2 separate regions of the Homo sapiens genome follow, and region 2 is linked to region 1. A link is a loop called in an ENCODE intact Hi-C map of the cell type or tissue named here. Cell type or tissue: psoas muscle. All regions are shown on one strand. Each heading gives the region's core, and the rest is flanking DNA. Links, peaks and the distances in the headings are about the cores only.

What was found. Hi-C counts contacts between places; a loop is a spot of excess contacts. Peaks named below come from ENCODE experiments on the same cell type or tissue, not always from the same donor. Only the 100,000 strongest peaks of a DNase experiment are listed, where the experiment ranks them.
Region 2: a loop joins it to region 1, with 2.4 times the contacts of the local background. A loop is called at or near these places in 2 of 110 quality-filtered maps.

The regions. Positions count from the first base shown.
Region 1 is chr15:42,373,028-42,389,056 of GRCh38, reverse strand. CAPN3 (calpain 3) reads right to left here. Exons shown (of 24, transcript NM_000070.3): 2 at 4,505-4,574; 3 at 2,772-2,890; 4 at 1,171-1,304; 5 at 1-129. LOC105370794 (a long non-coding RNA gene) reads left to right here and starts at 3,026. Exons shown (of 3, transcript XR_932178.3): 1 at 3,026-3,091; 2 at 3,238-3,354; 3 at 3,900-4,510. RefSeq lists enhancers at 2,322-3,521, 4,016-4,571 and a silencer at 4,147-4,329. In psoas muscle, for the core only: a CTCF peak has its summit at 3,375; DNase peaks (open chromatin) are centred at 2,674 and 3,385; H3K4me3 peaks cover 1,233 bases; H3K27ac peaks cover 8,000 bases.
Region 2 is chr15:42,447,540-42,463,568 of GRCh38, reverse strand. ZNF106 (zinc finger protein 106) reads left to right here. Exons shown (of 22, transcript NM_001366845.3): 4 at 6,411-6,611; 5 at 11,615-13,798; 6 at 14,864-15,497. Among named protein-coding and RNA genes, the nearest start is that of ZNF106, 36 kb to the left of the region's middle. RefSeq lists enhancers at 4,574-5,405, 5,406-6,238. In psoas muscle, for the core only: no CTCF peak of the experiment used is centred there; DNase peaks (open chromatin) are centred at 6,028 and 6,408; H3K4me3 peaks cover 5,238 bases; H3K27ac peaks cover 7,902 bases.

The DNA.
Region 1 (16,029 bases), core at 1-8,000:
TTCTTCATGATCTTGTACATGTCACTAGGAGCATCCCTGATCTCAAAAAACTCTGCCACCCCTCCTGTGAAGTCCTCCATGGCCTCTGTGGTGTTCCCACCTTTCAGAGCTTCGTAGGAACCATGGAGCCTTAGAGAGAGGATGAAGACCAATTTGGGGTCACAGAGTTCCAGGGAACAAAACCCAGGTACCACTGCCACCAGAACTTTACCTCTTGGATGCTGTGATGTTCTTTCATCAATTCCACATTAACCCTATGAGCTCATGGGATGGAAACAATGATTCCCTTTCTTCATAATGAAGAAACTGAGCTCAAGAGGCTAAGTGACCCACCCAAGACCACAGAGAGCCAGAAGCACTGGGATTGAAACCCAGCTATCCCCACTTCCTGAGAGCTCTTTCCACTACATCCTGAACGTTGAGGAAGGGCTGCATTAAAGCCATTAGCAGCTGCCGGTGTGGTGGCTCACACCGGCAATCCCAGCGCTTCGGGAGGCCAAGGCTGGTGGATTGCATGAGCCCAAGAGTTCGAGACCAGTCTGGGCAACATGGCAAAACCCCGTCTCTACAAAAAAATACAAAAATTAACTGGGCATGGTGATGCCCGCATGTAGTCCCAGCTACTTGGGAGGCTGAGGTGGGAGGAGCACCTTGAACCCAGGAGGTCAATGCTGCAGTGAGCCGTGACTGCACCACTGCACTCCAGCCTGCATTACAGAGTGAGACCTTGTTTCAAAAAAATTTAAAAAATCCATTATTAGCATCTGGGGTGGAGCTTTTAAGTTGAGAGACAACATGGCTTTATAAATCTGCTATAAGCACATGAGGTTGAGCCAAGCGAGACCCTGGGATCTGAGCTCCAGAGATACAATGCTCTGATCCAAGACTTGCAATGCCACCATGGAGGTGCAATGAAAGAACTCGCTATGGTAAGCTAAAGCTAAAGGTCTTCTATGCAAATCTTCATTTCTACTCTTAAATTTAATGTTTTTAGTTAGAGCTGTTGTTGCCTGGAACTGATCTCTAACTTTGGGTCACAGTTGGACTTGCATGCCCACACATATGCACGTATAGAGGCACATGCCTCTTCCTGTGAGTGAGGTCTCGGCTGGATTTTGCAACCCACTTTCTCACCTCTAGCCCCACCTCACATTCTAAAGTGTTGCTTACTTAGCATAAGCCTTCTCCAGCAGAGCACTCCAGAACTCATTGCGGTGGTTGGACTTGGTGAAAACCAGTTGATTGTTGTACGTTGGCAGGCAGTCATCTATAACCACGTCCACCCACTCTCCATAGCGCCAGAACTGCACAGAAGCGTCACGCACAGAGTCACATACTCAAATTACTGTTAGGAAATGTGTCCTTCCTCCACATTCCTCAGGGGGTTCTTGAATCCCAAAGCAGCATCATTTCCTGGACTCTGCATCTGGGTGCCTGTTCATCCTATTTTGTGTTTGGGGTGTGTAAATCTGTCTCTAACTGGACTGGGTGCTTTTTGAGAGCTGGAAGTGAGTTACATATACTTCATGTCTTCCACAGAGTCCAGCCCAGTAATGGGTAGAGTAGGTGCTCCATGAGTGTCTTAGGATGTAAGATTTTCATTCTCCTGCTCAGCAGGTCTGGGGCAGGGCCTGGGTGTCAGCACTCTCAGGTGCCCCCAGCTGATTCAATGTGGCCAGGATTGGGAACTATGCAGTGAAGGCACTGTGCTGATTTAGGTATTTCTTGATGCCAAACTGAAGAACAAGGATTGAAACGGAGGAACAAAGTGACCCAGAATCTATTCTAGCTGTAGCAGGAACATTGTTCAATCATTTCAAGTTTGGATGTCGCTCTTTTTTGAATGAATCAGTTTGAACTGAAAAGGGCCAAATGTGGTTTAGTCTCCTTTTCAATGGCACTTTCTCCCTCATTGAAATGAGAACAGAAATCTATCTGATATTTGTATGTAAGGCCCTTTAGATCTGAGACCCTTTAAATATGCCATGTTCCCAAGGCGGCAGGAGGGGGAGTCTGAGCCTGGAGACAGACCTTTTCTGAGGCCTTCCGTGCTGAGGTGCAAGACCCGGGGAGCAAGAACTGATAATGTGGGTCATCCTGGGACATGAGGGAGCCTTTGAAGCTGGAGACAGGCTGACTCCCCAGCATCCCGGAAGCTACGAGACCCTCACAGGTAGAATTCAGTTTGGTTCTGCTCTAGCACCAGCTCTATGCCAAGGTGACTGGGACCCAGAAAATTTCCAGTAGCTGGATGGATTCTAGAACCATCAGATTCAGTTCTAGGGCAAACAAGAAGCCTGATCCCCAGGTTAAGCAGACTCTTCTTCCAGGGCTTGGAAGAGAGGAGTGATAGCCTTGGTACCGCCATGCCTTAGAGAGGAAGAAGTATACAGGAGCCCTGGACAGGGGTTCCTGTACAACCTGAAGGGTCCTGTGGTGTCACAGTGCTAATATCTTAGGGACCTACTTGAGAAGGGCTGCAGGCAATAAAAGCAGCCAGACAGCTGCAAAGACAAAAATAGACCCACAGTAAACAGGATGTCTTCCTGTCTTTCTGGGACATAGTGGAAGGTGGTGGGGGAGGGATTAGGGAGCCAGAGATAAGCAACTGCTTCCTCCCAGGCTTGAAGCCTTAAGGGGGTCCATGCCGACTGTTGCCGCTGCGGGTAGATGGGTGGGAAGTTTCCTCCAGCTTCTGGGAAGTCAAGGCCAGGAGACCAGCGGTGGGTGGCCTGCCGCTGGCCCTCTTAACTACACTCTCATTACCTCACCTGGAAGTGGAAGATCCCTGCGTAGTTTTCGATGAAACTTTGATCATGGGGTATGACTCGGAAAAGAAGGTGCTGGTTCAGGGTCAGGCAGGCAATGGCTGCGAGAAACCAGCAGTCCCCTGCAGGCAGACACAGGGCACAGATCGTGAGCACTCCTGCTCCTCCTGGGAAGAAAAAGCCCCAATCCCAGCCAGCCACTCCACTTCCCTGAACGGGGACTCCCTTGGTGCCCACTCTCCTACTTCCAGATCTGACCTTACAGAGGTGTCAACCCAGGGAAGGAGAATTGGACAGGAATTCCTTGACAATATGATCAACAGGTAACTTACTCCCTTGTGACTAGACATTTTCCTCAAGGCTGCAGGCAGTTCCTCCAACTGCAGTATAAACTCACTTCCTTTTTAGGCCTCAATGGAGACAGAGCAGTAGGTGATCATAACTGGGTTGTTCTTCCTAACACCTGTAGGAAATCTGCCCTGCCCTGTGCCTTTGCAATGTGAGTCCAATTCCTCTTCTGACTTCAGCGAAGACTGAGCCTCAGAGAACCATCCACCAAGATGATTTGTATTGGAAGGAAGGCCAGGTAGGCAGCTGCCCTGGAACCCGTCTATAGGGGGCAGTAAGACATTGCTGGCAACGGAATGAGCTCGGGACGTTTTCTTATTCTCTGAACCTCTTTTCTGACAGAGTACTGTATGTAGTTGGAGGTAACACTTTGCTCTCTTTCTCTCTCTCTCTCTCTCTCTCTCTCTCTGTGTGTGTATATATATATATAATAGGGGGTGTACCTGGTCACAGAGCTGCCTTCTAAGGAGGATGGGTTAAGTGAAATGCAACTGAGAGTGTGCAGGGGAGACTGAGAGCTGCCTGCAGCCACTCTCCCCTACCCTCCTTGGAAGCAGCCAGTCTTTCCTTGGAAAGAGGTTATTGGTTTGAAGGTCCCAGATTATTATGCCCAGGGCTCTGCAGGAAGCCTTCCCTCAGGTGCAGGAACCCAGATATTCATCTGATTTATTCTCAGCCTCCCCTTCTGGAATGAAATAAGCCAAATTCCTTTGGTCTTAGGTGCCCCCTTTTCCTCAAATTTAAATTGTTTCTGTTGGTGTTCTCTCCAATTTTACTTCACAGAGCTTGCTTATAGTCCACACCAAAGACAATACTTTCTGAACAAGAGGTCGAGAGAGAGGAAGATCAGATGGAGCAGTCAAGCTAACCAATCAAAGAGAAAATTGGATGCTCATCCACATGGCGGATGCCATCTTTGTGGAAAGACTCTTTTAAGATGGAGCTATGCTGGGGCAATTTAAACAAGGGTTCCAGTTACAAGTGCTTTCCTTGGCGATGCCTTTTGTGTGTGTATCTAGAATCTCCATGCCCAAGGGGCATGCTTGGTGCACAGTCACAGAGCTGTCTTCCAAGAAAGACGATACAGTGAAAAGCAGGGCTTTTGTCATGCTGAGTGGGGTATGTAAGTGTCCTTGAGATACTGGAGAGGAGGCCACAGGATGCAGATACCCCCTGTGATGCATGGCAGAGTGCTAAAGAGGCATGTAGGAGGAAATGAAGCAATCGCCAGCATGTAGATAAACGACCATAAAGCAACTGTTATAAAAAATCTTCCAAAAAGTTACTGGAAGCAAGCACAGATTGTCCCTTTACCTCCTGGAAGGGGATCACACCTTGTAATCACCCCTTGATCATCTGGCAGGATCTGACCTGAGGCACTTTCCTACCTAGCTCTCCTTGACAGATGTCAGTTCTGTTGGCTCCATCAATGATAAATCGGGGATTCTCGCAAATTTCCTGTGAAACAAAAAGGAAATGACCAGGTAAGAATAACAGTAGATAGACAGATAGATAGATAGGTATTTTTTTGAGACGGAGTCTCACTCTGTCGCCAGGCTGCAGTGCACTGGTGCAATCTTGGCTCACTGAAACCTCTGCCTCCGGGGTTCAAGTGATTCTCCTGCCTCAGCCTCTCGAGTAGCTGGGACTATAGGCATGCGCCACCATGCCCAGCTAATTTTTGTATCTTTAGTAGAGATACGGTTTCACCATGTTGGCCAGGATGGTCTCCATCTCTTGACCTTGTGATCCACCCGCCTCGGCCTCCCAAAGTGCTGGGATTACAGATGTGAGCCACCGCGCCCGGCCGCAGTAGCTATTATTTATTGAGTTCCATTATGTAGTGTTCCTGATAGTATTCCATTTGGCCCTGTGAAGGGAATACTATCATTGTTATTTTTCAGATAAGGAAACTGAGGCCCAGAGAGGTTAAGAAACTCGTGCAAAGACACACAGCTAGTAAGTAGCAGAAGCCAGAAACATGCCTCCTTTTTACATTGTCCCATGCTGCTTCCCACACTGTCATACTATTCGAGTAAGGATGCAACTTGAGAGTTAGGGCAGTGTCGGCTGGGCGTGGTGGCTCACACCTGTAATCTCAGCACTTTGGGAGGCCAAGGCGGGTGGATCACTTGAGGTCAGGAGTTCAAGACCAGCCTGGCCAACATAGTGAAACCCTGTCTCTACTAAAAATACAAAAATTAGCCAGGCGTGGTGACAGGTAATCTCAGCTACTTGGGAGGCTGAGACAGGAGAATCAAAATAATAATAATAATAATAAATTAATAAAAATAAATAAAATATAGATTCAGTGTTTTGTATTGTTTTTGAGACAGAGTCTCACTGTGTCGCCAGGCTGGAGTGCAGTGGGCGACACAGGCTGGAGTACAGTGGCGCGATCTCGGCTCACTGCAAACTCTGCCTCCCAGGTTCAAGCAATTTTCCTGTCTCAGCCTCCCGAGTAGCTGGGACTACAGATGTGTGCCACCATGGGTGGTTTCCATATTCTTAGTAGAGAGAGATGAGGTTTCGCCATGTTGGCCAGGCTGGTCTCGAACTCCTGACCTCAAGTGATCTGCCAGCCTTGGCCTCCCAAAGTGCTGGGATTACAGGCGTGAGCCACCGCGCCAGGCTAGTGATCTGGTTTTAGCCCCATTCTTCTCAGCTTCATGGAGTCTTGGCATTCCTGTGACACAGTTCAAACAGGGTCTCTCTCTCCACCTTCCCCCAACCCCCATCACAACAACCCAATATACCCAAGTGAGCTGAAGCTCCTGCACTCAGGGGTGTATACTCCTAGTAGATGGAAAGTCTTGCTTATGCTACACCCCACAGCATGCGTCCCATCTGCAACTCTGAGTGGAATGGAAGGATAAACCAAAACAATCGTTTTCAAAAACGTTTACCTATATGGGGAGGGAAGGAATAAGGTGGTAGAAATAGGGATGGAAGTAGAACTCTGAATATAACTGTTTAAAAATAGTTTTGACTTAGGAATCATGTAAAGTTTTAAATAATTAAGAGCCAAAATTAAAGAAAAAATTATTTTAAAAAGCCATCTGTAAAAGCTGAAAGCAAACCGAAGCAAAGGGACCTAACTGCATAACCATTCACAGAAAAATAATTACTTCAAGTCACTTAAAATGTAACATTTTGGCTGTCTATCCCTTTTGGAATATATCCTAAGGACAAAAACCAAAACCATAAAGAAATATGAACCTTGAATGTTATGAAGATACTAAGAAATATGAACCATAAGAAATAATAATATTGTCCAGGTGTGGTGGCCTACACCTGTAATCCCAGCACTTTGAGAGGCCAAGGTGGGAGGATCATTTGAGGCCAGGAGTTCGAGACCAGTCTGGGCAACATAGTGAGACCCCGTCTCTACAAAGATTAAAAGGATTAGTTGGACATGGTGGCGCATGCCTATAGTCCCAGCTACTTGGGAGGCTGAGGTGAGAGAATCGCTTGAACCTGGGAGGCAGAGATTGCCGTGAGCCAAGATTGCACCACTGCATTCCAGCCTGGGCGACAGAGTGAGGCTCTGTCTCAAAAAAACAAAAACAAAAACAAAAAACCCCACTATAATTTGAAAATATTTTTCCTTAAATAAAAACACATATTTAATACTACATATTGATTGAAAGGGCAAATTGAATATTGACCCAGAATGACCAACATGAATATACATTCTAGAAAATTACTGGGATTCAAAGAAAAAAAAAAACATTGTTTGGACATCTAGGGAGAAAGAACAAGTGACTTTTAAGGGGAAAACATTAGATTATTATCAGACTTTCCAGTAGCAAGGCCTTTTTATGCCAGAAGAAATTGGAGCAGTATATTTAAGATGCTCAAGGAAAGAAAATGTGAACCAAGGATGTATATACAATATGACTTCCTTTATTCATTTCAAGAATAAGGGATGTGGGCAAACTTTTCTAATACATAAGAATTCAGGGAATATTGTTCCCACGAGCTCTTCCTGAGGAATATACTAGAGAATAACCTTCAGACAACCAGGTATAGAAGGACACTAACATAAGGACTGAGAATAAGTAGTCAGTATTTCGTTATTTGTAGATTTAAAATTACATGATGGCCGGGTGCAATGACTCACACCTGTAATCACAGCATTTTGGGAGGCTGAGGTGGGCGGATCACGAGGCCAGGAGTTCGAGACCAGCCTGGCCAACATGACGAAACCTCGTCTCTACTAAAAATACAAAAATTAGCCAGGCATGGTGGCTCATGCCTGTAGTCCCAGCTACTCGGGAGGCTGAGGCAGGAGAATTGCTTGAGCCTGAAGGCAGAGGTTGCAGTGAGCCAAGATCGCACCACTGCACTCCAGCTTGGGCGACAGAGTGAGACTCTGTCTCAGAAAAAACAAAAACCCAACAAAGTACCTGATGATTAAAGGGAGGATGTAAAGTATGTAATATATTGCCTATAGTGTTCGGGCAATGAACAACTATTTAAAACCATTTTAAATCAAAGGAGAAAGAAGAAAGCCTATGGAAAGACTGTAAACTGTTTTCAGGAATTATTTTGGTAGTGATATTATTAATATTGTTATTCTGCAGCTTAATCAGACAAACAAAAGTAGAGGAAATTCATTGCCAGCAGACCTGCCATGCAAGAAATGTTAAAAGAAGTTCTTTAGGGAGAAGAAAAATGATACAGGTCAGGAACTTGGACCCACATAAAGAAAGGAAGAGCACTGGAGAGGAAATAAATAAATGAAGATAAAATAAAATCTTGATTTTAAATTCTTAATCTAAAGGGTAACTTAGTTAAATCATAATAAAAACAATGTATTGGGCAATTATAGCATACAGATAAGAGAAACAAATGACAGTAATGTCATAAGCAAAGAAAGGAAGGAAATGGTAATACTTTGTTCTCTGTTATAAAGTACCTAGAGTACAAACTAAATGGTATAGTGTTATTTGAGGGTGGACTTGGTTGAAAACGTATACTGGAAACTCTAGCATGACCACTAGAATTGAAAAAATAAATATAATTGATACACCAAGAGAGGAGATAAGGCCGGGTGCCGTGGTTCACACCTGTAATCCCAGCACTTTGGGAGGCCAAGGTGGGCAGACTGCTTAAGCTCAGGAGTTTGAGGCCAGCCTGGGCAACATGGCAAAACCCCATCTTTACAAAAAAAAAAAAAAAAAAAATATATATATATATATATATATATGGGGAAGGTGGGGGGAGAGACCCCGTTTGAACTGTGTCACAGGAATGCCAAGACTCCATGAAGCTGAGAAGAATGGGGCCATATATATATATATACACACACATATACATACATATATATATACACATACATATATATACATACACACATACACACACACCCACACACACATACAAACATATTAGTTTGGCATTGTGGCATGCACCTGTAGTCCCAGCTACTCAGGAGGCTGAGATAGGAGGATTGCTTGAGCTCAAGAGGCAGAGGTTGCAGTGAGCCAAGATCATACCACTGCACTCCAGCCTGGGTGACAGAAGCCAGACCCTGTCTCAAAAAAAAAAAAAAAAAAAAAAAAAAAAAGACAAAAAAGAAGAGGTAAAAGGATAAAATAGGATAAAATATAAAACTTTCAGTTAAATCAGAGAAGCCAGAAAAAGGGGCAGGGACAAGAACAAATGCAATAAATGGAAATCAGTTATAAACATGTAGGTAGTAATCTAACTATATTATAATCACTTACATGTGAATGATCAAAATACACCAATTAAAAGACAAAGGCTGTGAAAGTGGATAAAAACAAGACTCGACTATATGTTGTCTGCAAGAAACCCACTTTATTTATTTTTTTGAGACAGAGTTTCGCTCTTGTCGCCCAGGCTGGAATGCAATGGCACAGTCTCCGCCTCTCGGTTTCAAGCAATTCTCCCATCTCAGCATCCTGAGTAGCTGCGATTACAAGCATGCACCATCATGCTCGGCTAATTTTGTATTTTTAGTAGAGATGGGGTTTCACCATGTTGGCCAGGCTGGTCTCAAACTCCTGACCTCAGGTGATGTGCTCGCCTTGGCCTCCCAAAGTGCTGGGATTACAGGCGTGAGCCACCATGCCTGGCCAAGAAACCCACTTTAAATATAAAAACTCATAGATAAAGAAGGATATATCATGCTAACAATAATCAAAAGAAAGTTGGAGTTGTATTAATTTCAGAAACTGCAGACTTCAGAACAAGGACAATTATCAGAGATAAGGAGAGGCATTACATATAGATGAAAAGGTCAATTGGTCAATTTTCCAAGAAGACATACAATCTTAAATGTGTGTGCACCTAACAACAGTGTCAAAATACATGAGGCAAAGAGTGATAGAACTGAAAGGAGAAATAGACAAATCCAGTATTATAGTTGGTGATGTCAACACTCTCTTTCAGTAATTATAGATCAAGCAGGCAGGCAGAAAAGCAATAAGGATATTGTTGACCTGAACAACACTATCAACCAACTGGATCAAATTGACATTAATAGAATTCTACATCCAACAATAGCAGAACAAACCATTTTCTCAAATTCATAGGTAACAAGTCAGTAAGACAGAACACATTCTGAGCCATAAAACACACCTTAACCAATTTTTTTTTTTTGAGACAGAGTCCCTCTCTGTCACCCAGGCTGGAGTGCAGTGGTGCGATCTTGGCTCACTGCAACCTCTACCTCCCGGTTCAAGCGATTTTCCTGCCTCAGCCTCCTGAGTAGCTGGGATTACAGATGCATGCCACCATGCCTGGCTAATTTTTGTATTTTTAGTAGAGACGGAGTTTCATCATGTTGGTCAGGCTGGTCTCGAACTCCTGACCTCATGATCCACCTGCTTCAGCTTCCCAAAGTGCTAGGATTATAGGGGTGCGCCACTGCGTCCGGCAACCAATTTAAAAGAATAGAAAGCCTACAGTGTCTTCACAGACCACAGTGGAATGATACTCGAAATCAATAACAAAAAGATAGTTGAAAAATCCCAAATTATTTGGAAACCAAACAACACAGTTCTAAATAACACAAGGGTCAAAGAAGAAATTTCAAAAGAACTTACAAAATGTTTTTAACTAAGTGAAAATAAAAATATAACATCAAAATTTGTGGGATGCAACAAAAGCAGTGTTTAAAGGGAAAGTTATAGCATTAAATGCATAAGTTAGAAAAGAAAGAAAAGAAAAATCAATAAGCAATATTCCATCTTAGTACACTATAGAAGAGATACTTAAGCCTAAAGCAAGCAGAAGAAAAGAAACAATAAAAAATCAGAGCAGAAATGAATGAAATAAAAAACAAGAAAACAATAGAAAGTCAATGAAAACAAAAATGGTTCTTTGGAAAGATCAATAGAATTGATAAACCTTTAGCCATGCTAAACAAGAAAAATGAAAACACAAATTACTAATATTAAAAATGAAGGAGAGGTTATCACTTTTGGGAGTTCAGTCAGGCTGGTGGCAAAAATTTTAAGATGAATTTATAGGATATAAACACAAACCCTCTTGGAAGGCCTAGAGGTTTGCATAAAGTGTTTGGCTGAAGGCAGCCGAATCCACTTAATAGCTTAGGGCACAGATACATAGGAATGTAGAGGAGTTTATCTAAAGAGCTTGTTTACTCATGTGGTCCTAAAACTAACTTTTGATCACTCACGGCAGGATAGCTCCCCCCGGGGTGGGGGCAACCAGATTAATTACCCACAGGTGTGTTGACTCAAAGCCTTTGTCATTAAAACTGTGCTAAATAAATGCCCACAGGGCTAGCTAGTCAGGGCCGTGGCTGCTGACTCTTCACAGCACCTTCCTTAGTATCTGTGAGCGGCTTGGACCCCTAGCTGCTCTTTCACTAAATATTGGTGTCTTGGTATGTTATTCATCCGTCGCACGAGCTGGGGTCTGCAGGACAGACTCCTGCAATCACTACTGAACTTTTGGACATTAAAGGGATAATAAGGGAATATATGGACAGCTCCATGCTCACAAATTTGATAACAGGTGAAACTGACAAATTTCTTGAATGACAAAAGCTACCAAAATTCATTCGAGGATTAGATAATCTGAATAGCACTATACCTATCAAGAATATTGAGTCAATAATTAATAACCCTCCAAAAAAGAAGGCACCAGAACCAGATGGTTTCACTAATGAATTCTACCAAATATTCAAGGAAGAAATAATATGAATTTTCCACAATATCTTCCATAAAATAGAAGCAGAGGGAACACTTCCTAACTCATTCTATCAGGCCAGCATTATCCTAATATGCAAGCCAGTAAAAGATACTCTAATAAAGGAAAACTACAGACCAATATCTGTTATGAACATAGAAGCAAAATCCTCAACAAAATATGAGCAACTCAAATACAACAATGTATAAACAGACACCATGACCAAGTGGGATTTATTTGAGGTACAAGGTTTGTTCAACATTCAAAAATCAATTAATGTAATTTACCACATCAACAGGCTAAGAAAAGCAATTATATAACCATATTAATTGATGGAGAAAATGCCCTTGACAAAATCTGACACCCATTCATGATTTAAAAAAACCTCTCAGCTAACTAGGAAGAGAGGAGAATGTCCTCAACTTGGTAACGATCATCCACTTTCAAAAATAATAACAGCTAACTTCATACTTAAGGGTGAGAAACTAGATGCTTTCCCCTTAAGACTAGGAACAAAGCAAGATGTCCTCCTGTACCACTCCTATTCAGTGTCCTACTGGAAGTCCTAGCTAATGCAACAAGATAAGAAAAAGAAATGAAAGATATAAATATTGGAAACAAAAAAAAAACTATCTTTATTTACAGATGACACAATTGTCTATGTAGAAAATTCCAAACAAATGACCCAAAAAAATCCACTGGGAACTAATAAGTGAGTATAGCTCAGTTGCAAGATTCCAAGTTAGTATATAAACACCAATTAGTTTTCTATATACCAGCAATGAACAACTGGAATTCGAAATTTAAAAATATTCCTTTTATATTAACACACTAAGCCAAGAAATATTTAGTTATGTCAGTGTGAACTCATGTTTAGCTTAGTATAGATACAAATGGCTTTATATAGAAATATTTACAGATATGTGAGATGGTTATACATAGAAATATTATAGATATGTGTATACAGCTGGCTTAGTACACACACATATCTCCTTTCTCTACAAGCTGAGAGGAACAGAAGCAATCACACTCCGGTAGCAATGAGCAGACTTAGCAACCAGATCTTGATATCTAATACCTTTTTCAATAAAAGAAACCAGTGCTCCTTGGAGAAATGACTGATTCTAGGATTGGGGCAGGAGATACACATTATGAGCTGGTAGTGCCAGAAAGTAAGAAAGTGCTCAAGGAAAAAAAAAAAAACCCACAAACAATTAGGGTATGTTAAATAGACACAGGAGCCAACTGAGAGCTCCCAGTGAAGAAAGCTGGGACAACCTAAGCAACAAAATAAAGCAGTATTGGATTACGACTTAAAATAAAAATCAAGATCCATGAGTCCATATTGATATAAACAAGTGACTGAATAAATAAACAAATGGGGAGAATAGACAAAGCTCCCATGCAGAATGATTCCCAATAATTGATGCAGATTCTCTGCCCTCAAGAGGGCAGAGCACAATTCCCCCTTGCTTAAGTATGGGCTTATGCTTAGTGTCTTGCTTCCAGAGTATAGTATGAAAAGAGGGGAAGAAGTAACTTCACAGTAAAGAAACCTGACAAGCACTACTTCAGCCACATGACCAAGGTCAACACCACAATGAGAAGGCATGTTTATTGCCCGCATCCTTGATATATAATGTGACAAAAACGGCACTTTACCCTGTGGTCTTCCTCCCCCAAACCCTTAAGCCCATAAGGAGAAAAACCGCAGACAAATGCCAATTGAGGGTCATTATGTTACAGAATACCTGACGAGTACTCTTTAAAAAACTGTGAAGGTCATAAAACACCAGAGAAGGCAGAGATACTGTCACAGCCAAGAGAAGGCTAAGGAGACGTTACTACTAAATGTAATGTCATATCTTGGGTGGGATCTTGGAACAGAAAAAGGACATCAGACAAAAAACTAAGGAAAAGTATGGACTTCAGCTAATAATAATATATTAACACTGGCTAATTTAATTGTAGCAAATGTACTGTACTAATGCAAGATGTTGGTAATAGGAAGAAATGGCTGCAAGGTATATGAGAACTCTGTACCATCTTCACAATTTTTTCCTGTAAATCTAAAACCATTCTGAAATTTACAGTTTATTTAAAAAATAGATATAAATACTTCTAATAGTTTTTTCATCCACTCCAATGGATCATCTTGCAGATCTACTGGGCTGTATATGCCCTCCTCAGAGCCTACTGGTCTAGAGAGTTTCTTGCCTGCTCTAAATGCAGTGAACCCTTTTTGGAGCTCTGAGCCTCTCCAAGCAGGAAGAAGGGCCTTGTGCTACACACTCCCAAGCACTTTCACCCACTCAAGTTGACACAAGGGGCTTCTCGGTTGCGCCATAAGGTAGCCTGACACAAACTGCTTCATCCCGTAAGGAGTCTGGCTGCTCAGCACGGACCTTTCTGTTTAAACAGAAGCGACAGCACATGAATGAACAAGCCTTAGGTGAAAGATTAAGAAGGCAGGTCTCCATCCTTCCATTTCTTTACTGTTCACCACCTTCCACAGAACTCTCCCGGAAACTGTGAGCCTTAGTACTTCTAACCACTCTACTCTCCCACCCCAAAACACCTGCTCTGAAAAAGACACATGAGACCAGGTGAAATGGATCTTGCCTGTAGTCCCAGCACTTTGGGAGGCCTAGGCAAGAGGATTGCTTGAGCCGAGGGGTTTGAGACCAGCCTGGGCAACATAGTGAGGCCCCATCTCTATAAATAAATAAATAAATAAATAAATAAATAAATAAATAAATAAATAAATTTTTATTTAAACAAATAAAAATGTGGTGGCACATGCCTGGGGTCCCAGCTACTTGGAAGGCTGAGGTGTGAAGTGGGATCACTGTTTGGGCCTGGGGGGTTGAGGCTGCAGTGAGCTATAATCAAGCCACTGCACTCCAGCCTGGGTGACAGAGCAAGTCTCTCTCTCAAAAAAAAAAAAAAAAAAAAAAAAGAGACATGATATTCGATTACAATGCATTAGCTCCCTAAAAATATTTACGATTTCAGGGACCCATAAAGTATTATAATAATCTCTAGCTCAGGAATAGAAAATAACATCTCCAGTTTCAGGAAGGAGCAGAAAGGTATTTTGGATAAAGAGACCCTTGATAAGTCAATTGCCCAGAGGAGGGATCCATGGCCTCAGGCTCTGGATCACTTGGCTTCTTGTTCCCCAAGAGCTGGCTCCTGAAGTCCCATCCCCTCCATCCCTACCTTTGGCCTTTTCCATGTGATGGCCTAAATCTTGGTTTTGTGGCTCAGCTCATGGGAGGCCAGGGCCTGAACACCTGCTAGGAACACACAATCTTCAAAGAGGCACTTCTGGGCCAGACATCTTTGAGAACGACAAAATCCTGCCCCTCAAACTTGAGGGGCTGTGCGATGGTGCCCTCTCCATTTCTCCTGTCCCTCTCTTGGATCACACAGTCACAGAAGAATCCTGACAGCAGGTAGGGCATGGCGAATGCTCTGGGAGTAGAGCTGGGCCTTCCCTGCTGCCTCTTTCCCACTGCACCCTCAGTCCACGCCTAATCCTCTTGTGAATGGCCTGGAGCCTAATATAGCTCTTCCACCCTCAGCAGCACCATGCATGGTCAGAGTCAGCAGCTTTGACTGGAGGCCCCTGAGCCCGTGGTCTAGGGGCAACTCTGTGAGAGGGAGCCAGGGAGGGGAGAGAGAGTTCCAAGGACAGCCTCAGGACAGACCGCAGTGGTCTGAGGACCTTTAGGGAACCTTCATCACCCTTTGCTGGGATTCTTCCTCTAAAAAGAAAATATTACTATAGTTACAGAGAGGCTTACTTTGTCTCAGCAAAAGATGTTCATGCCTTTGACACTGGTGATCAAAGGGCTATAGCATGGGGCCTTCTGATATACTAATCCTATACAGGCTACTGAATGCATAGGAGGAATCTGCTCCATGCCATTGTTTGGGGGTAATGACGCCTTCACACTCCTGATGTCCCTGGCCCACCCCTCAAAGACCTTGACCAGTCATTTAGGGACTCTCATCTGTGAAAATGATGCAGAGGGTAGGTAACTTGACTGCAGATGGAAGTCCCTGTTAGAGTAGGTCCCAGTGGCAGTGAGCAGATATCCACTGTTGCAAATTCAGGACCTTTAGGGCAGAGAATGTGGTGGATGGGGAAAGCAGATGAATGTGTGTCATGTGGGAATTATATTCATAAGAAAGCCCAGCCTTTTCAACTTTCACTGTGCTTAAATAGGCAGCTCTAATGTAAGAGCAGGGAGCTGACATGGGAGGAAACTCAGGCCTGGCAGCTTGCCCGCTAGGAGGACACCCAGTCTCCCTGTCTGCTCATGAATGCCTGATGGCCTTTGTCTACTCTGTGCTTCTCAAAGTGTGATCTTTGAACTTCATGCATCAGAATCATCTGGTCTGCCAGTTGAAAATACAGATTCCCAGGGCCCATCCCAGACCTGAGGATTTGGTAGGGGTCTGGGACTCTGCATTTTGAATAGGCTCACCAGGAGAGTCTTATGTCCACTAAAGTTGAAAACCAATGACTTTACTTATTTATTTATTTATTTTTGAGATAGGGTCTTGCTCTGTCACCCAGGCTGGAGTGCGGTGGCATGATCTCGGCTCACTGCAACCTCCACCTCCTGGGTTCAAGCAATTCTCCCGCCTCAGCCTCCCAAATATCTGGGATTACAGGCACCCAGACACCACCATGCCTGGCTAATTTTTGTATTTT
Region 2 (16,029 bases), core at 2,712-10,711, 72 kb before region 1:
GTTCCACTCTGTCTTTCATTTGGCCTTTATTATTTGTAAAGACAGGGTTCCACTCTGTTGCTCAGGGTGGTCTTGAATTCCTGGGCTCTAGCTGATCCTCCTACCTCTGCCTTCCAAAGTGGTGGGACTACAGGCATGAGCCACTCTGCATGGCCAGAAGCCCTTATCATAATACCTTGAATATATATGATCTCTATGTCATTAACATTCAGAATCTATGAAATGCAGTCAACTTTTGATTATGTGGAGTATTTTACTTAAAAATCCCATTTTCAACAGACTTCCTTCTAGAGTTCATTTTATTATGGGTGACTTACCTGCCACCCTACCCATATGCACTATATCATTAAACAAAACAAACAAGGTCAGTAAATCTAGTCTGTAGGAGAGAAGCCCATTGCATTCAAAGATTAATGCCTCATTTATTTCAGACGTCACTAATCATCCATTTAAAACATTTTTAAAAGTTTGGGCCGGCCGCGGTGCTCGTGCCTATAATCCCAGCACTTTGAGAGGCTAAGACAGGAGAATCACTTGAGCCCAGGAATTCAAGACCAACCTGGGCAACATAGTGGGACCCCTGTCTCTACAAAAAAAAAAACAAAAAACAAAACAAAAAAAAGCCAGGTGTGGTGGGTTGCACCTGTAGTCCAGCTACTAAGGAGGCTGAGGCAGGAGGATCCCTTGAGCCCAGGAGTTTGAGGCTGCAGTGAGCTATGATTGTGCCACTGCACTCCAGCCTGGGTGGCAGTGAGACCCTGTCAAAACAAAACCAAGTTTGGTCACATAAGACTCGTGTTTATAATCAATACAGAATCATAAAAAGTTGTTTAAAAAGTAAAAGTCTTCTCTCCACCCCCCTTTCCCCTCTAAATCCTATTTCTCTCTTAGAGGAGACTCAATGGTTGGTGCGTATCCTATCCAGACCTCTTTCTATGTATTTACGTACTTATTTATTTATTTATTTATTGAGACGGAGTTTCACACTCGTAGCCCAAGCTGGAGTGCAATGGTGTGATCTCGGCTCACTGCAACCTCTGCCTCCCTGGTTCAAGCGATTCTCCTGCCTGAGCCTCCCAAGTAGCTGGGATTACAGGCACGCGCAACCATGCCGGCTAATTTTTTCTCTTTTTAGTAGAAACTGGGTTTCGCCATGTTGACCAGGCTGGTCTCGAACTCCTGACCTCAGATGATCCACCTGCCTCGGCCTCCCAAAGTGCTGGGATTACAGGCGTGAGCCACCGCGCCTGGCCTATACATTTATATTTATAGATACACATTTTGTTTTGTGATGTTAACTTAATGAACCACATTGTCATTTATGTTTTGTTCTGTAATGTGTTCTTTTCCACCCATGCAACTACACTGTGCTATGGAGATTTTATCTACCATTTTAAATTATGTGGATCACAGTAAAATAATTAGGAAAAAGGCACTAAAAGCCTCCCTGAGCTGCCAATGGGAATGTCAGGTTTCGCACCCAAACTCATTTTCTTTAGAGGATAGCCTTTAGTACTTATTTACTCACATATTGGATATAGTGTTCCTGACCTGTAACAAATCATGTTACATATAAGAGAGAAGACAAACAGGTAGCAAGAAAAACCAGCTTACAAAATTATAGAAAACCCCATAAAATCTCAAAAATTGTTTACGGACTTGGAGCATTTACTGTAAGGACGGTCTTCACCAGCTTGTACCATAGGGACAAATAATTATCAGTCATTATTTCTTTACCCTGTTATCCTGAGTTTGTGATTATTTCCTCTGGATTTCATTTTTAACTACTGGGTTTCTGACACTGAGACTTTCTTTTTCTCTTTATAGTTGTGTCTACAGTTTTTGGTTGTGATCTGGTTAAGAATTGCAAAGTATGTGTTACTTAGGCTTTGCAGCAAGCTTGAATAAGCAATAAGTAACTGGTCTTACTTGGTTCATGGCTGTGGACATGTGAAACATTTCCCTATTTTTTCCTAATATACTTCTTCAGATGTGTGGGCCGTAAGTAACATCTCCAGATAGAGACTATTAAAAAGGCACAAACCTTTATTTATTCAGCAGCTGTTGTCGGGTAGTTAGAGCAAGCTTAATAAAGAAAAGCTTATGGAGAGAGTATCTTAAGACTTTGTGTTTCACACATGAGAGGAAATTGTGTGGTAACAGGATGAAGCTAATTTAGGCCCTCCTTTAAATGCCCTAAGGAAAATTATTGCCTTTGCTAGCCAAGGAGCAAAGCTGTACATTTCCCCCGTGATTATTTTATTTATTCACACAGTATAGTAAGTATTTTAACTGATTGTTAATAAATAATTATCAAGTAACCTCATTAAAATATTAACTTGCTATTAGGCTTTTAAAACATGGTTTCCCAAACACTATGTTGAAGCATGAATGCCTGTTGTGTAGAGAACAGAGGTAATAGAGGTAATATGCTTACTCCACACACACTTGAATTTTCAGAAGATGTGGCTACATAGAGAAAGAACAGGGTAGTATAACCACATCTCCTGAAAACGCAGATGTGTGTGGAGGTAACCATATTACCCCTACACACTTTTTGAAGTTTCTCTTTTTGAAGTTTCTTATAAAGTTTTTTTTTGAAGTTTCTTGCAAAGTTTCTATTTTAAACTGGATTTTATTTATAAGAAAAATGTTAGGGATTTGGTTTTTGAAAAATTATTTTTAGTGTTAATTTTTTTTTTTTTTTTGAGACGGAGTTTTGCTCTTGTTGCCCAGGCTAGAGTGCAATGGTGCAATCTCGGCTCACCGCAACCTCCACCTCCTGGGTTCAAGCGATTCTCCTGCCTCAACCTCCCAAGTAGTTGGGATTACAGGCATGCGCCACCACACCCGGCTAATTTTGTATTTTTAGTAGAAACGGGGTTTCTCCGTGTTGGTCAGGCTGGTCTTGAACTCCTGACCTCAGGTGATCTGCCTGCCTCGGCCTCCCAAAGTGCTGGGATTACAGGCGTGGGCACCTGGCTAGTGTTAACTTTTATACTGCACTTATTGCGTATGCCCTTCTGGGCAGGGTCTCTGATTTGTTCTCTGTCAAATAATTTTGGAACTATGGTTATATTCTTTCTCACTAGGATTGCAAAATGGTTTGAAAATGTTCCACTGTTAAGAATCCAACATATGTTTGTGCTTTGGGGGTTGCAGGGTGTGTGGGTTTACGATTATGGATGTTTATTTTTAACAGTTAAGTTCTGCCTACTTTATACGACATTCCTTAATATTTTGGAAAGTCAGTATTGCTTTCTAGTTGTGTCTTTTAAGAGCGAGGGGTTTTGATAGTTTGAGCATTAGACAGATTCTCTGCATTTTAGAAGTAAGGATAAAATCATGGATTTTATTTTAAAATACTTTTTAGGGATTATACTAAAGTCCCCAATAGAAAGATGTCTCTGGTACTGCAATATTCAGTTTAGCATTCTATGAGCTTTTAGGTAGAAAAGTAGGCTAAGATATTTTCCATAGTTTTAGAGAGTTTTAAGACAAAAATATTTTCTTTTTTTTTTTTTTTGAGGCCAAGTCTCACTCTGTCACCCAGGCTGGAGTGCAGTGGAGTGATCTTGGCTCACTGCAACCTCCACCTCCCAGGTTCAAGCGATTCTCCTGCCTCAGCCTCCTGAGTAGCTGGGATTACAGGCGTGTGCCACCATGCCTGGCTAATTTTTGTATTTTTTTTTAGTAGAGATGGGGTTTCACCGTATTGGCCAGCCTGGTCTCGAACTCCTGACCTCGTGATCCACCCACCTCGGCCTCCCAAAGTGCTGGGATTACAGGCTTGAACCACTGCGCCTGGCCAACAAAAAGATTTTCTAACTGGAAAATTGAGTTGATTGGAATGTTTATAGTGTAAATGAGATATTGTAGATTTGTTATAGTCCTCAGACTGTTCTGATGCTGCCCATTGTGATAGATTTATATAATTAACTTCTTTGTGTGTTGCTTTGAGAAACAGCTTGTTATTAACGTTCAGTTGGAATGAGCTACCATCAATTTAATTGCTTGAGAGAAAAGTATCGGTATCCCTGGTAAACTGGAGAAAGTTGAGGATTATTCTTTTTTCTTTTTTTCTTTTCTTTTTGAGACGGAGTCTCACTCTGTTGCCCAGGCTGGAGTGCAGTGGTGCGATCTCAGCTTACTACAACCTCTGCCTCCTGGGTTCAAGCGATTCTCCTGCCTCAGCCTCTTGAGTAGCTGGGATTACAGGTGCCCGCCACCATGCCCGTCTAATTTTTGTATTTTTAGTAGAGACGGGGTTTTACCAGTTTGGCCCGGGTGGTCTCAAACTCCTGACCTCAGGTGATCCATCCGCCTCGGCCTCCCAAAGTGCTGGAATTACAGGTGTGAGCCACCACGCCTGGCCGAAGATTATTCTTTAAGTGTATAAATGTAGTAAGTGCAGTTGAAAACCCTCAGTAAAAATAATGTATTTAAGTACCTGTGGAATTAGAATATTGATATTCTGGGTAATCAGGTATTGATATTTTTAGGAAACCTGGTCAGAGCACATTAAAATGAATCTTAAAAATGTCAGTATTTGAGGTTACAAAGTCAAAAAAGAGTGAAAACTTGCAAATTTTCTCAGTTTTTCTGAGCTCTTCTCCATGATCCTTACAAAATAAGGAACAGTGTTGTTTTTTTAAACTTACTGGGCATTGTTTGAGTGTTTAAACTTTGTCACCCTAAACAAGAGTGTCTATGCTAAGTATTTACTAGAAGACAGTTTCTGTTACAGGTCACCTGAATATTCATTTAAAAAAAAAAAGAAAACACCTTACCAAAAAACAGCACACCTAGAATTTAGCTGTTTTTTGGTAAGGTGTTGTTTTTTTTTTTCTTTTGTTTTTTTGAGATGGAGTCTGGCTCTATCACCCAGGCTGGAGTGCAGTGGTGTAATCTCGGCTCATTGCAACCTTTGCCTCCTGGGTTCAAGCGATTCTCCTGCCTCAGCCTCCCGAATAGCTGGGAATACAGGTGCACACCACCACACCAGGCTAATTTTTGTATTTTTAGTAGTGATAGGGTTTCACAATTTTGGTCAGGCTGGTCTCAAACTGCTGACCTCATGATCTGCCCGCCTTGGCCTCCCCAAGTGCTGGGATTACAGGCGTGAGCCCCACCAAGCCCGGCCTTTTTTTTTTTTTTTTCCTTGAATGAATATTCAGGTGATCTGTAACAGTAACTGTCCTCTAGTAAATGAAGTGCCCAGTTTTGAGGGTCTCTTCTGGTTGATGTAAATTCTGCCTATGTCTAGTTAGGTATTTGTGAGGGAAAGATGGAACAGAGGTGCACGTGTGTGTATGTGTTCTGTCTGGACAAAGACGGCATGTCCTTTTGGGTTGTTGGTTTTTTTTTTAATAGATTGGCATAGGAAGTGCAAAAATATAACTAGTCTAAATCCAGGACACATGATACAGAGTTAAGCCAATTTGGATTGTTGAATGGATACTGCTGTCTTGTAACTATGGTGTTCAGATGTTTCTCATAAATGACTGCATAGTCAGCTGACCCAGTCAAGGGATTTCCAGAAGCTAAAAAGCAGTTAAATTACTGATCTGCTACAGCTGTGGACACTGATTCAAGACTGGCTTCTGAAGACTGGCTAAGTGAGATTTGCATGAAGTATGTAAAGTAAAAAAACAAAACAAAGCAAAAAAGTCTGCCTAGTTTAACTAAAAACCTGGTTTTGCATCTCTCTCAACTGTAGCATTTTCTGAAACTTGAGAAAACACATTTGCTTGGCACAGCTGTTAACTTCCTACAACTGAAATGCTTTCCATTCCCTTTAAAATAAGCCCTTCTGAAGCAGAATGTAGATCACATGTATCATCCAGACCAAAAAAGTTTGCCTGGACTACTCCTGGGGTCCGGAATCCTCACATTCCAGGCAGAGCTCCAGCTGTTCCGATTTAGTTACCGACTTGGGATTGGCTGCGCCACCTACTCTTGTTTCCACCCCTTAACTTTCACTGGAAGAAAGCTCTAGACTAAAGATTAAATGTAAGCGCTGTCACCAGGCCTTCTGAGTGCAGCTGGCACCATGGGTGTGCTCCAGAGCAACTTCTGCTTGCTCTGAGCCCCCTGCCCTGCCTCCCCTTTCACCATGTTTCCTCTGACAAGATTTTAAGTACAGCAATTCAAGAAGATTTCTCCTCCTAAACGACATTTATCTGAAGTCTATTGCCTCTTGATTGCTGGAAAAGAATCTTAAAATCATTTCAAAAGTAACTTATAAACAAACTTATTAAAAGTGATGAAAGGAGCATTGAAATTAATTAGCACTAATTTTTCACTGTGCCAAAGTGTGCAGTGTCCTTCAGAGGAAACAATAACAGATCTGGTGAGTGTGCCATGCCAGTGGGGAGAATTGAATGTCCCTCATCTCCCTCTTTCCCTAGGGACATTAGTCATGAGTGCCGAGTGTGCGGGGTCACAGAAGTGGGTCTTTCTGCATATGCAAAGCACATTTCTGGCCAGTTGCACAAAGATAACGTTGATGCCCAGGAAAGAGAAGATGATGGAAAAGGAGAGGAAGAGGAAGAAGATTATTTTGACAAGGAACTCATTCAGTTAATAAAACAAAGGAAAGAACAAAGTCGGTAAGTAATTGATTTTTTAAAAAAAGCCTATCTATAACAGAACACAGCAGAGAATATATTTTATATCTTTGTACTGGTCAGCCCATGGCATTTAAACTTAGGTATAAAGTTTAGCTTGAGGTTGTTGTCTTACTAATCAAAGGGCAATGGAATGTTTTCTTGAACTACTGTAATATCTTCTTAAAAAAGCAAACTTAGTATTGTTCCTACATAAGCTGTAGCTACATATCTGAAATTTTTGCCATGTTGGTAACTATGTTGAGAATGGCTTTATTGGTATCCAAATCTTTTTTTTTTTTTTTAAGATGGAGTCTCACTCTGTCACCCACCCAGACTGGAGTGCAGTGGTGTGATCTTGGCTCACTGTAACCTCTGCCTTCTGGGTTCAAGCAATTCTCCTGCCTCAGCCTCCTGAGTAGCTGGGATTACAGATGCCTGCCACCATGCCTGGCTAATTTTTTTTGCATTTTTAGTAGAGACGAGGTTTAACCCCATTAGCCAGGCTGGTCTCAAACTCCTGACCTCAAGCAATCTGCCCACCTCAGCCTCCCAAAGTGCTGGAATTACAGGCGTGAGCCACCGTACCTGTCCAGTATCCAAATCTTTTGAATACCAATAAGTTTTTATTTGGCGTTTAAATTTTCCAGTGGAAAGGTGTTAGAATATAAGCTTCATTGTATAAATCGTATAGTATATAGTATAGTCGTATCGCCAAAATAACAGTGTAGTCTATAGTATATAGTATAGTCTTACTGCCAAATAACATTTCTTAGGAAAATATTTTTTGACTGGTGTGAATTAACGTGTTGCTTCTGCCAAATTTGATTTATCTTTTTGTCTTTGAATCCCCAGTGACTACCACAGTGCTTTCTTGAATAAATTTTTTTTGATAAGTGTCAAGATAATTTAAGCAATATAAATTTTCTAATTTGTACTGCATAATTTCATACCTACATTTATACATTCAGGTATTAGGCATTTATGTTTTTACCTTACTGCTTTCTGGTCTAAAGAGTTTAATTATAAAATTTGTTAAAAAGAGTTTAATTAATGAGGTAGAAATTTTCAATGTGAGGGAAAGAGAGAGAGAAGCACTTATGAGGTGGGATAATTTTTTAAGTCCCAGAACATGAAGAGAATCATTTCAGATTCTAAAATAAAAATTTAAAGATTCTTCTTTGAATACTAGTTATACCCCGTCTGTACCTCCTTTTTAGTCAGAGGCTTAACTATAAAAAGGAAGTTGTTTTTACTCTATATGTTAAAAGTTTTTTTGCCGGGAGGAACGGTGGCTCAGGCCTATTGTCCTGGTGCATGAGGAGACGAGGCCAGGGCTTTAAGACCAGCCTGGGCAACATAGGAAGCCCTTATCTATGTAATAACAACAACAAAAAATTAAAATTAAAAAAAAGTTTTTTGAACAATTCCTTGAAGGAGACTTTCTTCATCTTAAAATATCAGTAAAGGGTGAGCATCCCTAATCCAAAGTCTGAAAATGCACCAAAATCCAAAACATTTGAGTGCCAACATGAGGCCACCAGTGGAAAATTCCACACCTCATTTCATTTTACAAAATTATTCAAAATATTACCTAAAATTATCATCAGACTGTGTATAAAAGGTGTATATGAAACATAAATGAATTTTATGTTTAGACTTGGGTCCCATTCCCGTAATATCCCATTATGTATATGCAAAAATATTCCAAAATCCAAAGCAGTTTGAAATGCAAAACCTTTCTGGTCCCAAGCATTTCAGATACGGGACACTCAAACCACATGGTTCTTAAATCATTTAGTAGCTTAGTCCTTCAAATGACATTTTCATTACTTTTAATATAGTTGCAGTTTACTTTATCCTGCTTTAGGCAGTTGGAGCCTCTGGGAGACTTCTATTTTGTTCTTACATACTAGTGCCATTATTAGCTTTATCTGTGTAAATAATTAAACATTAAGTCAGAATAGATTAGACATTTGTATCATAGTTACTATTTTTTGAGTCTTTTGATGTGCCTCCTTGATGACCTATTTATAAAATCATCTACTTCTTTTTTTTTTTTGAGACAGGGTGTCGGTCTGTCACCCAGGCTTGAGTGCAGTGGCACGATGACACCTCACTGCAGCCTCAACTTCCTAGGCTCCAACAGTCCTCCCACCTCAACCTCCCGAGAAGCTGGAACTACAGGCATGCATCGCCACCATGCGTGGCTAATTTTTTTTTTTTTATTTTTATTTTTGGTAGAGATGGGGTTTAGCCATGTCACCCAGGCTGGCCTCGAACTTCTGGGCTCAAGTGATCCACCCACCTTGGCCTCCCAAAGTGCTGAGATTACAGGCATGAGCCACCACACCTGGACAAAATCATCTACTTCTTCAGGAGTATTTTTTTTTTTCTTTTTTCCTTCATGAATTTTTAACTTAGATTATTCTTTCTGGTCTATGGGTTTAGCTGAATGCTCCTATCTTCTGAATCTAGCCAATTCATGATGATCTAGGAATTCTACTTTGTGATTTATTTATCCCCCAGTTCTCCCATTTCTGATCATATCAGTATAGCTGAGTCAGTGGTCTCCTTGGATGCCAGAAGTTGCATATTGCATAGAATCAAAAGATAAAGGCAATTTGGTTAATGGTTATAAAAAAATTCTGCTACTGCATGTAATAATACTTGTTACTTTCTAAAGAGTCTCCTGTTTAGAAATGATTGTAATTTATATAATATGAGTGGATGTTTGAACTTCTAAATAGACTTTTAAATTCCGTCTTGTGAAAAAGGAAGAAGTTCCAATTTGTGTCCAAAATATCATAGACATTGAAAGCCTTTAAAGCCAATTAAAGTCAGTATTGAGTTTAAGATTTTTAAGTCAAGGTCAGAGGAAGGAACTTAAATGTGGAAACTTTGTTTTGAGATGTTGATTCTCTGAAGGCCTGTGGTTAAGAGTATAGACTCTGGCTGGAGTCAGATTGCCAAGGATTAAATCTCTGCTCTACTGCTTTCTGGCTATCTTATTCTAGGCAAGTTATGTATTCTCTCTACTGCTCAATTTCTCATCTATAAAGTAGGAATAATAAGAATACATGCCATGCCTGTAATCCCAGCACTTTGGGAGGCTGAGGTGGGCGGATCACGAGGTCAGGAGTTCAAGACCAGCCTGGCCAACATGGTGGAACCCCGTCTCTACTAAAAATACAAAAATTAGCCAGGCGTGGTGGCGGGAGCCTGTAATCCCAGCTACTCAGGAGGCTGAGGCAGGAGAATCGCTTGAACTCGAGAGGCAGAGGTTGCAGTGAGCCAAGATCGTGCCATTGCACTCCAGCCTGGGCGACAAAGCGAGACTCCATCTCCAAAAAAAAAAAAAAAATACTTGCCTCAGGATTATAAAAACTAAGTGAGATAATCTATATAAGGTGCTTAGCATTAAATGCCTGACACTCAGGTACTCAGTAAATTTTAGCTAGCAGTACTCAGTATTTTGAGCACTTACCACATGCTAAGCACCATGCCCATGCACACCATAGGCAGTTTGTAGAAGAAAATGGTTTTTACACCTATTGCTGTGATGCTTACTGAAGCTTATTCATGTTTCTGTGGACTCCTCGTCTGACATGAACATGAAACAGCTGTAGTTTCTTTTTAAAAACCTCTGGCTCATGAAGCTCCTTATAGCACATATTATGGTTACTACTTGTTTGGTATATGCTATTTTCCTCCTGTTTGTGACCTTACTGTCTCAGCTAGGTTCTAAGGCCTTCACAAACTGGAACTGTACATAAAAGTCTTCTTATACCACTAACAGTTATTGAATGGGTACTGGACAAAGTGTTTATTAATAAAAATAACCATGCAAAGTATCATCTTATTTAAAATAGGTTAAGAAATGGAGTTTTTCAGAAAGAACCTACAACTGGAAAAATCATGGTATTAAGGGCAGCTGAACATAAAATTGTACTAAATATGATAACTAGGCCGGGCGCAGTGGCTCAAGCCTGTACCCCTGTAATCCCAGCACTTTGGGAGGCCGCGGTGGGTGGATTACCTGAGGTCAGGAGTTTGAGATCAGCCTGGCCAACATGGTGAAACCCCGTCTCTACTAAAAATACAAAAATTAGCCGGGTGTGGTGGCGCATGCCTGTAATCCCAGCTAGTCGGGAGTCTGAGGCAGGAGAATTGCTTGAGCCTGGGAGACAGAGGTTGCAGTGACCTGAGATTGTGCCACTGCACTCCACCCTGGCCAACAGTGCAAGACTCTGTCTCAAAAAAAAAAAAAAAAAAAAAAGATAACTATAGCTATAAAATATACTTGTTCTTTTTCCAAAAAACCTGCATAATACAAAAATAATAATTGGATGATAGGGACAAAATCTCAGAACATGCCAAGAAAAACAAGACCAAGAAAGGGAGGGAATATAAATGTGCCAAATTTTTGTTTGTTTTTTTGAGAGAGTCTCACTGTGTTACCCAGGCTGGAGTGTAATGGCATAATCTCAGCTCACTGCAACCTCCACCTCCTGGGTTCAAGTGATTCTCATTCCTCAGCCTCCCGAGTAGCTGGGGTTACAGGCGTGCTCCACTACGCCTGGCTAATTTTTGTATTTTTAGTAGAGATGGGGTTTCTCCATGTCGGCCATGTTGGTCTTGAATTCCTGACCTAAAGTGAACTGCCCGCCTCGGCCTCCCAAAGTGCTGGAATTATAGATGTGAGCCACCACACCTGGCCAAATGTGCCAAATTTTTAATATTTCTGAGTGATGGGGGAGATGGTTGTAATTACTTGAAATTTAAGTAATTTAAAATGTTTTATTTTTAAATTAATAAGTTGAGGAATATACGTTTAAATATATCATTTAAAGATATGAAAACAACCACTATTAGATATAAAACCAGACTCGGTTACATATTCTAAGTAACGGGAGGAAAGTACAAGGGAAGTTTGGTGGGTTATGCCTTTCAAGGTAGCATAGGAATTCCTTTAAATCGCTAATGAAAAACTGTTTTTCTTCCAGACAAGATGAACCTTCCAATAGCAACCAAGAAATAAACTCTGATGACAGACGACCCCAATGGAGACGAGAAGACCGAATTCCTTACCAAGACAGAGAGAGTTACAGTCAGCCTGCATGGCATCATCGTGGACCTCCACAGCGGGATTGGAAATGGGAAAAAGATGGCTTTAATAATACTAGGAAAAACAGCTTTCCACATTCTTTGAGGAATGGTGGTGGACCAAGAGGACGTTCCGGGTGGCATAAGGGTGTTGCAGGAGGCTCCTCGACTTGGTTTCACAACCATAGTAATTCTGGAGGTGGTTGGCTTTCAAATAGTGGAGCAGTAGATTGGAATCATAATGGTACAGGAAGGAATTCCAGTTGGCTTTCTGAAGGAACAGGTGGCTTTTCCAGTTGGCATATGAACAACAGTAACGGAAACTGGAAATCCAGTGTACGTAGTACAAATAATTGGAATTACAGTGGCCCTGGAGACAAATTTCAACCAGGCAGAAACAGAAATTCTAACTGTCAAATGGAAGACATGACTATGCTATGGAACAAGAAATCTAATAAGTCAAACAAATACAGTCACGACAGATATAATTGGCAGCGGCAAGAAAATGACAAACTTGGTACAGTTGCCACATATAGAGGTCCTTCTGAAGGATTTACAAGTGATAAATTTCCTTCAGAAGGCTTACTCGACTTCAATTTTGAGCAGCTGGAAAGCCAAACCACTAAACAAGCAGACACTGCTACTTCCAAAGTTAGTGGAAAGAATGGCAGTGCGGCAAGGGAAAAGCCTCGTCGCTGGACGCCTTACCCTTCTCAGAAGACTCTGGATTTACAGTCGGGATTGAAAGACATCACTGGTAACAAGTCAGAAATGATAGAGAAACCTCTCTTTGATTTTAGCTTGATAACTACAGGAATACAGGAGCCCCAAACTGATGAAACACGTAATTCCCCAACACAGAAAACACAAAAAGAAATACATACTGGATCTCTTAATCACAAGGCCTCTTCTGATTCCGCTGCTTCCTTCGAGGTGGTGAGACAGTGCCCCACTGCAGAAAAACCTGAACAAGAGCATACACCAAATAAAATGCCATCATTGAAATCCCCACTCCTTCCATGTCCAGCCACTAAATCATTGTCTCAAAAGCAAGATCCAAAGAATATCTCAAAAAACACCAAAACAAATTTTTTTTCCCCTGGAGAACACTCAAATCCCTCGAACAAGCCCACTGTGGAAGATAACCATGGTCCTTACATATCCAAACTGCGTAGTTCATGTCCTCATGTTTTAAAAGGGAATAAAAGTACATTTGGCTCTCAAAAGCAATCTGGTGATAATTTAAATGATACTTTACGAAAGGCCAAAGAGGTGCTACAGTGTCATGAGTCATTGCAAAATCCACTTCTTAGCACTTCTAAAAGTACCAGGAACTATGCAAAAGCAAGTAGAAATGTAGAAGAATCTGAAAAAGGGTCTTTGAAAATTGAGTTTCAAGTGCACGCACTAGAAGATGAAAGTGATGGAGAGACATCTGACACGGAAAAGCATGGAACAAAAATTGGAACCCTAGGTTCTGCAACTACAGAATTGTTATCTGGCAGCACTCGAACTGCTGATGAGAAAGAGGAGGATGACCGCATCCTGAAGACTTCTAGAGAGCTATCCACTTCCCCATGTAATCCCATAGTTCGCCAGAAAGAATCTGAATTACAAATGACATCTGCAGCCAGTCCACACCCTGGCTTATTGCTAGACTTGAAAACCTCTCTAGAAGATGCACAGGTTGATGACTCTATTAAATCTCATGTATCTTATGAAACAGAAGGCTTTGAGAGTGCTAGCTTGGATGCAGAGCTTCAAAAAAGTGACATCAGTCAGCCCTCGGGCCCTCTCCTGCCTGAACTAAGTAAGCTTGGCTTTCCTGCCTCACTTCAGAGGGATCTAACCCGGCACATTAGTTTGAAGAGCAAAACTGGAGTACACCTTCCTGAGCCAAACCTCAATAGTGCCCGCCGCATTCGCAATATTAGCGGTCACCGAAAGAGTGAGACAGAGAAGGAGTCTGGGCTCAAGCCAACCCTACGGCAGATTCTAAATGCATCTCGGAGAAATGTCAACTGGGAACAGGTCATTCAGCAAGTAACCAAGAAAAAGCAAGAGCTGGGCAAAGGCTTACCCAGGTGTGTGCTGCTTTTCGGTGTCTTTTTTTTCCTCACTTTCTTTTAAAGTAACCCTTTGACCCTGATCAAGAGAATTCTACGTGTTTCATTTAATTAAATGTTTGCCAACAATATCTGTTGTAGATGTCTTGATTTAATATCAAATAGTGACTGATACTCTATGACAGATGGAATAAAGTATTTCCTAGCAGAGAGTGCAGGTTAAAATGGAAGCACACCTACTTGAGAAACAAGGTGGTGACGTAGGAAAAAAGTCATGGCTTTACAGGGGTAAAATCCGTCACTTTATAGGGGTAGAAAATGACAGCATAAAAATGTAGAGCTATAGATCTCTGTCTTTTTCTAGATCTTAATTTTGGAATGCGTGCTATAACTTTTAAATACAACTGTTCTCATTACCTTTTACTTAGAACCTACGAATAGTTAACTTTTCTGTATGTACTCTGGGCATTATCTTTATGACTACAACATGCTTTCTCTTAAGCGCTTGTGTAATATTTTGGCTCTTCATCTTATGTTGAGGTACTAGACTTTTCTGAATGCTAAAACAGTGTTCAACGTAAGTTTGCTACTTGAAAGTCATAACTCTGCTGCATGATGATACAGTTCTCCAGGCTTCAGGGGCATTTCTGTACTTGTTGAAATAATGGGTTTATTTCCCCCCACTTTCCTTTCCCACACCTTGTGAGTAGCATTTGAAATTGTAAGTATAAAGCACTTGTAAGTGCTCAGTAAAAGGGTTTTTTTTTTTGTTTTGGTTTGTTTGCTTTTAAAAATTATATGCTGTATGTATTATTATAGATTTAGCGCTCCATATGAAACAAAACTCAATTTTTACTCCCTCAAATATATTATTATAGCTGTATACAAACCTCTAATCTGGTACTTGTGACAACGTAATATATTTATATCTGTACCACTGACTAGACTGTGAGCCCCTTGAAGGCAAGAGCCACCTTACTTTTTATAACCTCAGTGCTTGAGAGAGCCTGGCACATTAAAAAATAATGCCCCTCCCAACAACCATATCCAATTTATGTTTTCATTTTTTCTTTCTTCCTTAAGGTTTGGCATAGAAATGGTACCCCTTGTTCAAAATGAACAAGAAGCCTTAGATTTGGATGGGGAACCTGATCTGTCCAGTCTAGAAGGATTCCAGTGGGAAGGTGTTTCCATTTCCTCGTCCCCTGGCTTGGCAAGAAAGCGAAGCCTTTCTGAGAGCAGCGTGATCATGGACAGAGCTCCTTCTGTGTATAGCTTCTTCAGTGAGGAAGGTACAGGCAAAGAAAATGAGCCCCAGCAGATGGTTTCACCTAGTAACTCATTGAGGGCTGGACAGAGCCAGAAAGCAACCATGCACCTCAAACAAGAAGTGACACCTCGGGCTGCCTCCCTCCGAACAGGTGAAAGGGCTGAAAATGTTGCTACCCAAAGGCGACATAGTGCACAATTATCCTCTGACCATATAATACCTTTGATGCATTTGGCAAAAGACTTGAACAGCCAGGAGAGGTCTATACCACCGTCAGAGAATCAGAATTCCCAGGAGAGTAATGGAGAGGGAAACTGTCTGTCATCAAGCGCATCCTCAGCCCTTGCGATCTCCAGTTTAGCGGATGCAGCCACAGATAGTAGCTGTACCTCTGGTGCTGAACAAAATGATGGCCAAAGTATTAGAAAGAAACGAAGAGCCACTGGAGTGAGTATAATTCCCTCTGCTTTTTGTAGAACATCGCATGTGGCAAGTTGGTTGCTTATGAAAAAAGGTTCAACTGTTTTTCTTGGGTATCTGGGATTGTGATTCTCTCAACTTCTAGAAGAATTGTGAGGTTCTTACTTTCATCCTACTGGTTTCTTACACTGAGTAATTCTGCTAAATTAAATGTAATCTAATATGAATGTACAGTACCAGGAAAATATGAAGTCATATCTAAAACCAGTGTCCAAGCCAATGATTCTTTGTATCACCTGACCAAGGATAAGTCACATATTCAGCTGTAACCCAATCTGTTTTCATAGATGCGTTCTGCACTGCTACTGAAGAAAGGCGTTCTACTGTTGCACTTGTAGGGCATGGATGATTGCTGGATTCAGGAGTGATAGGCTTAACACTAAGATGGTTTTAATACTATTAGAGTGCATATATATGAGCAGAGTATAGAAATATTTTTAGTCTGTGTAACTCTGTCCTTCGTCCTTCAGTTACCCACCCTGGCCTTTAAGAGTCTTTT